Linked DNA regions of Mus musculus: region 2 is linked to region 1. Evidence: chromatin contacts called from ENCODE Hi-C data. All regions are on one chromosome and are shown on one strand. The core of a region is the stretch at or near the end of the contact, and the rest is flanking DNA. Distances in the headings are between cores, read along the strand shown. Region 1 has its middle 110 kb from the start of Gm34972. Region 2 holds the start of 4930452A19Rik (RIKEN cDNA 4930452A19 gene).

Region 1 (3,319 bases), core at 573-3,072:
AAAGGGTTGCAGTATTAGGAAGGTTGAGATGCACAGCTCTAGAGGAAATGGAGTACTTTGGCATCTTCCTTATAGAGAAAAGATGTGACTGGGGGAGAGTCTTTTCTGCCTTCTCATTGGTCTATGTGTCTCCAAGGACCACTTAACACTTCCCAATGAGATGTGTCTAATACTATCCGGAGGGGCCCATAGCTCTGGGGCATGACAGATGATGGTTGTCAACCCAATCTCCATAGGTTCTATCTTGTGAGCAATATGCAGGAAGCATCATTCCTATTTTACAAAGACCATCTCCTGGAAAAGAATTAAAGGAAAAAATAACAGAGAGATAAGAGAGAATTCTCATCCAGTTATTAGTAAGGACCCAGTGTTAAAGCCCAATAGCAAATACTTATACTACTTGGCTTTTTTTTTTCTTTTGAGGCATAGGTCTCACTATGTAGTCCTGGCTGGACTTAAACTCATGGAGTTCTGCCTGCATCTGCCTCTCGAGTTCAGCTATTATAAAGCTCTTGGTTGTGTGGAAGAACCATTGCTCTCCAAGGGAGGAGAAAAAGCAGAGTACATTTCACTCACATAGGCCAAGAACATCCTGTGTGCCTTGGAAGATTGCTGGACACTAGTTACCCAGCATCTTCCTTTAAAGATGTTATACTCAAGAGTTGAAGTGGGGCTGGTTAAGACTGCTCTTCCAGAGGCCATGAGTTCAATTCCCAGCAACCACATGGTGACTTACAACCATTTATAATGGGACCCAATGCCCTCTTCTGGTGTGTCTGAAGACAACTACAGTATACTCATACATACATTAAATAAATAAATCTTTTTTTAAAAAAAAAAAGAGTTGAAGTGGTTGATAAACAAAGATTCAGCTGAAGTTTCGATGTGAGCCATAAAAATTACTGGACCAGAATGAAAACTGATGCACAGTGGAACCAATTCTAGAAGCTTGAGAACCCAGAAGAGAGCAAGCAAACACAGCTTGGCCAGTACATCACCATTCTAGACCATTTTCAAAGCTGCCTTTCAGAGCTCTGGGACTCAGGCATGTTAACGACCCAGCACTGTGAACTCCTGGGAATAAAGTCTATTCAGTCTACATCACCGTGTGCTAACATTTCATTAGCACTCAGATGCATTAATGAGGCAGAGAAGTGGATATGTGCAAATGTGTGAGTTTACAATCTATTTTAGGTTTGGAAATTTACTATCAGTGTAGAGAGCATCAAAGCTGAAACCTGGGCATTCCCGAAACCAACTACGGGTGGGAACTGCACTTGTCCAGTGGGCCTCAAGGTGGGTGTTTCCATGTAGTACATGTTTCCAACTGCACACACATGGATCTGCAGTTGCTCCAAAATTTCTCCCCAAAGTCACATATTTTTCTCAGGGACAAATCAGGGACTCTGTTTTGACCTTTTGGCCCAGTGCCTCAGCCCTGTGCTCCTTTTTTGTTGTTCGGAGTATCACAGTGGCTATTATCACAGGGATGAAGAACAGAAAGACAGCCCATTGAGGCTTTATTCTTTGCCCTTCCATTTAAACAGGGAAGGAAAAGACGAATGGAGGGAAGAGGTGGGTCTGTACTTCTCTGAGAGGATTATGCATGTGCTTTTGTCTCTGTCCGGATTCTTGAGTCCGTGTGTGACTACTGCTGTCTGGTAAAGTATCTTTGCAGCTGTGCTTTTCTGGACAAGACATGGCAAGGCAAAATGGGCCCCAGGTTGTCCTGAGCTGGCCCATGTTAGTCCCTTGAACAGCTGCCTGTGAACACACCTGCTAGAAATAAACCTCAATCGCTTTCACCGACGCTCCCTGGACAGGACTTGAAGGCAGGATTGTCGTCTCTGCTGTTGCCCGGTTTCTCATTCTCCTCCCCTAGGAGTGCCCATTCGTCCTGGCCTGACTCATTTAAAATCCAGCCTGACCGACTGAAGGGAAAGACTTCGGAACTCCTTGAACTCCTAAACAATTCAGCCCACCCTTCCTGAGCCATGAGGATGTTTGTAAAAACCCAAACAGCCCGGGGAGGTGTCAGGAAGTGAACCAAAGATAGCATGCTGTTTATAGGCCAGAAACAGTACTGAGATTTCAGTCCGGTTTGGTTGTTTAGATTGTAAAGAGAATGCAGACCCTCCCAGGGAAAGACTGATAGTCTGCAGGCGATCACCCAGAGAAACTACCTCCATAATGTCTGGCCAGCCTTGAGCCTCAATGGAGCTCAGAGGGAGACAAATGATAGAAAGGATGGCAGAAATAATTGTTTATTGAGTTCAGAGTAAGAAGAAAATGAGGAAACTTCAGAAGACACTTCACAGACCCTCTTAAATTCAGGACCAGCCCAGTGCTTTGCCTACTGAGACACTGCAGAGAGGTCAAGTGTGGGAATGCTACAGAACTTCCATTGCCCAAAACAATTTAAAATAAGACAAACACGCAAACAAACAACATCCTCTCCTGTGAGATTCAATCCTGGCAGCATTTGCCACATGTGAGGGACAGAGGGAGCTAAGCACTAATCCCAGAATGACCAAGCTCCTTTAATGAAACATTCATAACTCGGAAGAAACAGTGGCGTTGTATGGATGTTGCTATGCTCTGGGTCTGAAATGACTCCCAAAGGCCCACGTAGTATAGGTGTGATCTCCAGCAAAAGCAATTTAAGGGAGAAAGGGTTGGTTTGGGGTTACGGTTCTAGAAGATACAGTCTTGTGGCAGGAAGCAATGTCAGCAAGAGCTTAGGGGAACTATATACAGTGCTTACAGAGTAAGAAGGCAGAGGGAGACAAGTGCTGCTCAACTCACTGTTCTTTTCCATCCAGTCCAAGTCCCCAGTGTTAGCATTCTATTCAAACTCCACCCCACAGTTACCTGGTAACAACAGGCAGGCCTGACCCACTCTAAAAGAAGTTGCTTGACCCCTTCTCCCCCTCTTGCTCTCTTGATCACTTGCTTCTCTCCTGCTCTTGCTCTTCCCTTCCCCATTCCCTTCCCTTCCCCCTCTCTCCATGTGCTCGTGGCCATGGCTGGCCTCTACTTCTCTTCTCTCTCTACTTTTCTTTCTTCTCTCTCTCTCTCTCTCCTCCCCCCTCCCTCTCTCTCTCTGCCTTTCTCTGCCTCTACTACCCTCCTAACTCCCCCTCCTTCACCATGCTCTAAATAAACTCTATTCTATACTATACTGTCTTGTGGCTGGTCCTGGGGGGTGGGGGGATGCCTCTACATAGGTCCCCTGAGACATCCCCTTCCCTCATACCTCACCACACCTCCATAGAACATATCCCCCTACCTCTTTATCTTTTTATAAACACATCACCCA
Region 2 (3,286 bases), core at 33-2,532, 260 kb before region 1:
CTGTTTCTTTCTTTCCTCTCTGGCATGCCCCTGGTGGGCACCAGATCCCCTTATTCATACTATCCACAACATGAGAAAGTAGCATCTCAGAGGCCACAGCCCCCAATGGTGTTCAAGTCTCAATCCCTTCCCTGAGGCCAGTGTTCCAAACAGCAGGAAAGAAGGGCTTCTGGGGAGATGGCCTTGTCCATGCCATCCTGTCTTCCTGAGCCTTCCCAGCAGACCCTAGCCCTGAACCTAGCAACTTCTAGGGTTGGCAAGAGTGCAGGTAGAATCTGGTTACTTCTCTTCTTACATACTGCTCTGTAGGTCGGGCCGTCCTGCGTCTTCCGGGAAGTTGAATGTGTGATTCATGGGTGAAAACTCTAAGAGGAAGCAGCTGCACAGGGGTCACATGCTCTGCTCCCCCATACTCCCCAGAAGATTCCTCTCTTCTCCTTGACGGGTCCATCTTTCATGTTCTGTGCAGCAGGATCTAAGCTCCTGGAAGACCTGAGGTCAGACTTTAACAAAGGCAGAAGTGTGAGCACCAGGACGCAGCCATATTCAAAGGGGCTGGGAATAGACATCCCTGGGGAGTCCCTTGAAAATTAACTGAAACAGGGTTTGTGACAATAAACACCTGCCATGTTGTGCATTCTTTAAAATGTCACCACTTTATCCAGCTACTAGAAAACATCTTTCCGGGCTTCCCTGGGGACATACTTGACCCAACCTACTGGCTCTTTCAGGGGATATTCTAAGAACTTACATGGCAGGGATTTAACACCTACTTAGCCCAAAGCCAGCCTTCTTTTCAAAGCTGAATTGGCAAATCTGGAACAGGAAAGCACTAAACAATAAACAGGCATTTTCCTACAGACACAGAGACGGAAGCTAACAGAGCAGGCGCAGGCATTCTAATGCTGGGCATGCCATCTGTCTTTGCCTCTGCGCTTTTTGCGAATGTGGAGACAACTGAGCACTCTTCCAAAAGTGGACCCTGTCCTAAAGTAATATTTCTAGTTCAGGGGTCCTTAGTCACTGTGAACTTTTTCTCTTCACCCTGTCAGTGTAGAGTCCCACAAGCAGCAAGTGGGCCCATCAAGCTAATAATAGAAAAACCATTTTCTGACTTCCTTCCTCTTAGTTGCTCCATGATCCACCCTCCCCACTAGTACCCCAATCCACCTCAGTCCTCAGGACTTGCCTCTGGCTCTCAACAGCAGCAATGACTGCGTCTCAGTGAAAAGAGGAGATGGATAAAATATTACCCTAACCTCAGCGGCATGAGTAAAGCCCTTATTAGAATTCGGAGCCTACAGCTGGAACTTCCAGCATAGGACAGGAGATAAAGTTCCGTATTGTTAGCTCACAAGTGGCTTGGACTTCCTGGCAAGGGCAGGGAATTCCTCAGTCATTTATGCAAGTTTTCAGAAACGCTCCACTGTTCCCCAACAAAAAAAGCATTCAGGGTGAGAGTGGGGGCTCCCCCACCAGACCTGGAGAGTGGCTTTGGGGACTTGAATGGACGCTTCGTCCGGTGTCAATGGTCTCTGTGGGAAAGGCAGTGATGTCACCGCAAATGCATCTAGGGTTTTGCTAGGCCACCCTTACTTGCTACCCACTTCCTCCGTTGTTGTCTGACTTTCTCTCCTTTTCTTTTCCTCTCTCTCTCTCTCTCTCTCTCTCTCTCTCTCTCTCTCTCTCTCTCTCTCCCTCCCTCCCTCCCTCCCTACCTCTCTCCCTCCCTCCCTCCATCTCTTTCTCCCTCCCTCCCTTCTTCCCTCCCTCCTGCCCTCCCCGCTTCCTCTTCCTTTTAGCTTCTTTGAGGCCAGTACTTCCCTGCAAGTGCAGCTCAAATCCAAAGGCCCCCATCAGTGTTGTTGCCATGGCAATGCCAGCCTCCTACACGGTCTTCTTTTCTCTTTTCTTTCTTTTTGGCATAAAAAGTAAAAGAGGCTTGAAAGCAAGGGCAAGAATGAGAAGGGAACAGAGCCAGTTTGGCCCTGCTCGGTGTCCATGCTGGATGAGAAAAGACTGAAGCAAATGAGGGATAAAAAAAAAAAAAAAAAAAAAAAAAAAAAAAAATGACGGGACCCGCAAGTGAGACACAGCAGAAGCCTTTGAGGAGCAAAGTGTACTCTTTCACTTTCAAAGCTTCAAAACAGTCCAGACCTCTGCTTGAGGCAGCACAAGAGATGGATGAGCCAACGGACAACAGAAGAGTAAAGAAGTTGCCACAGGAACTAGGGTCCTACTTGCAAAACTGCATCCAATCCCAACATTTAGAGGCAGCTCCATCAGAACTCCGCCCTATCCTCAGAAGGGAAGGAGAGAGGAGAGCTTTAAAGGGGCTTTCATCTCTGCGAAGAGAGAATACTACCATGTGTGCTCGGATGTCCAGAATGCCAGCTCTACTGTAACCTGGCTGCAGAAACCAGTTCCAAAGGTGTCTGCTGTGTCTCCTCATCCATTGCCACTAACGCTACAAAGACGGTGACATCAGAAATCCCAGGATTTTCTCCCTCAGGGGACACAGTCTTACTTTAAACCTTCCAAAAGATCAGAAACATGTCATTTCTAGTACGCCTCCCCTACATTCCTCAAGAGTTGGGTAAAGCAACTTGAATCACTATTGATTCCTTCCAAGCCAGAGCTGTTAGGTGAAAAGTCAGACTGTCCACTCTGCATTCCCTGAACCACATGTTCCAGTCTGCTTTGCAGGCACCTTCTTGATGTCATCTGCCACCTGATCTACCTCCTGAATCTTTGGCCACAGGCAGTGACCCTTTCCTTCCTTCCTTCCCAAATAGCTAATCAGCTGTGGAGAAAGCATCCTGTCTCCAAAGGGTGGCCCAGACATATGAGACTCTGTGTCCTTGAAAGGTTCAAATACTAAATGCACAGAATAAAATGTTCCAGAAGTCAACAGTCTGTCTGGAGGTGCCACTAACTGGAAATTATTGGAAAGAAAAAAAGGAGGCAGCTGGTGTTCTGAGGGGGCACCAGCTTGTAGGCAGGTCTGAAGCAGGGAGATGTGGAGATGGGAAGTGTCCATCTTAGAATACTGTGTAATCTAATGCCTCTCCTATTGAACTTGTACATCAGCTGCAATCTTCATGCAATGCCCTCTGATGGGGCTCAATCCTTTCCCTCCCTTCTAGATGTTGAAATAATTTTACTTTCTTCCTCCCCATCTCTTGGCATATGTGTATTCAACGTGTGTATTCATACATGTTGATGCATGTTTAGGTGCGTGTGTATGCATGTTCGTGTGGAAGCCAGAGGCAGACCTACAGTATTT

Evidence for each region. Hi-C counts contacts between places; a loop is a spot of excess contacts on that map.
Region 2: a loop to region 1 is called in a map of heart, with 3 times the contacts of the local background. The contact joins the promoter of 4930452A19Rik here to the enhancer-like site in region 1. A Hi-C loop is called at or near these places in 5 of 37 maps with a recorded cell type or tissue (gastrocnemius and heart).

What each region holds. Positions count from the first base shown.
Region 1 is chr17:10,036,274-10,039,592 of GRCm38, forward strand. No RefSeq gene overlaps it. Among named protein-coding and RNA genes, the nearest start is that of Gm34972, 110 kb to the right of the region's middle. Within about 2 kb of position 1,823, at least 1 of the 3 ENCODE cell types and tissues checked has a DNase peak (open chromatin) inside an H3K27ac peak, as active enhancers do; it is heart, where a contact is called at or near this core.
Region 2 is chr17:9,774,584-9,777,869 of GRCm38, forward strand. It overlaps 4930452A19Rik (RIKEN cDNA 4930452A19 gene), which reads right to left and starts at 1,283. Exons shown (of 4, transcript NR_045433.1): 1 at 1,260-1,283; 2 at 296-503.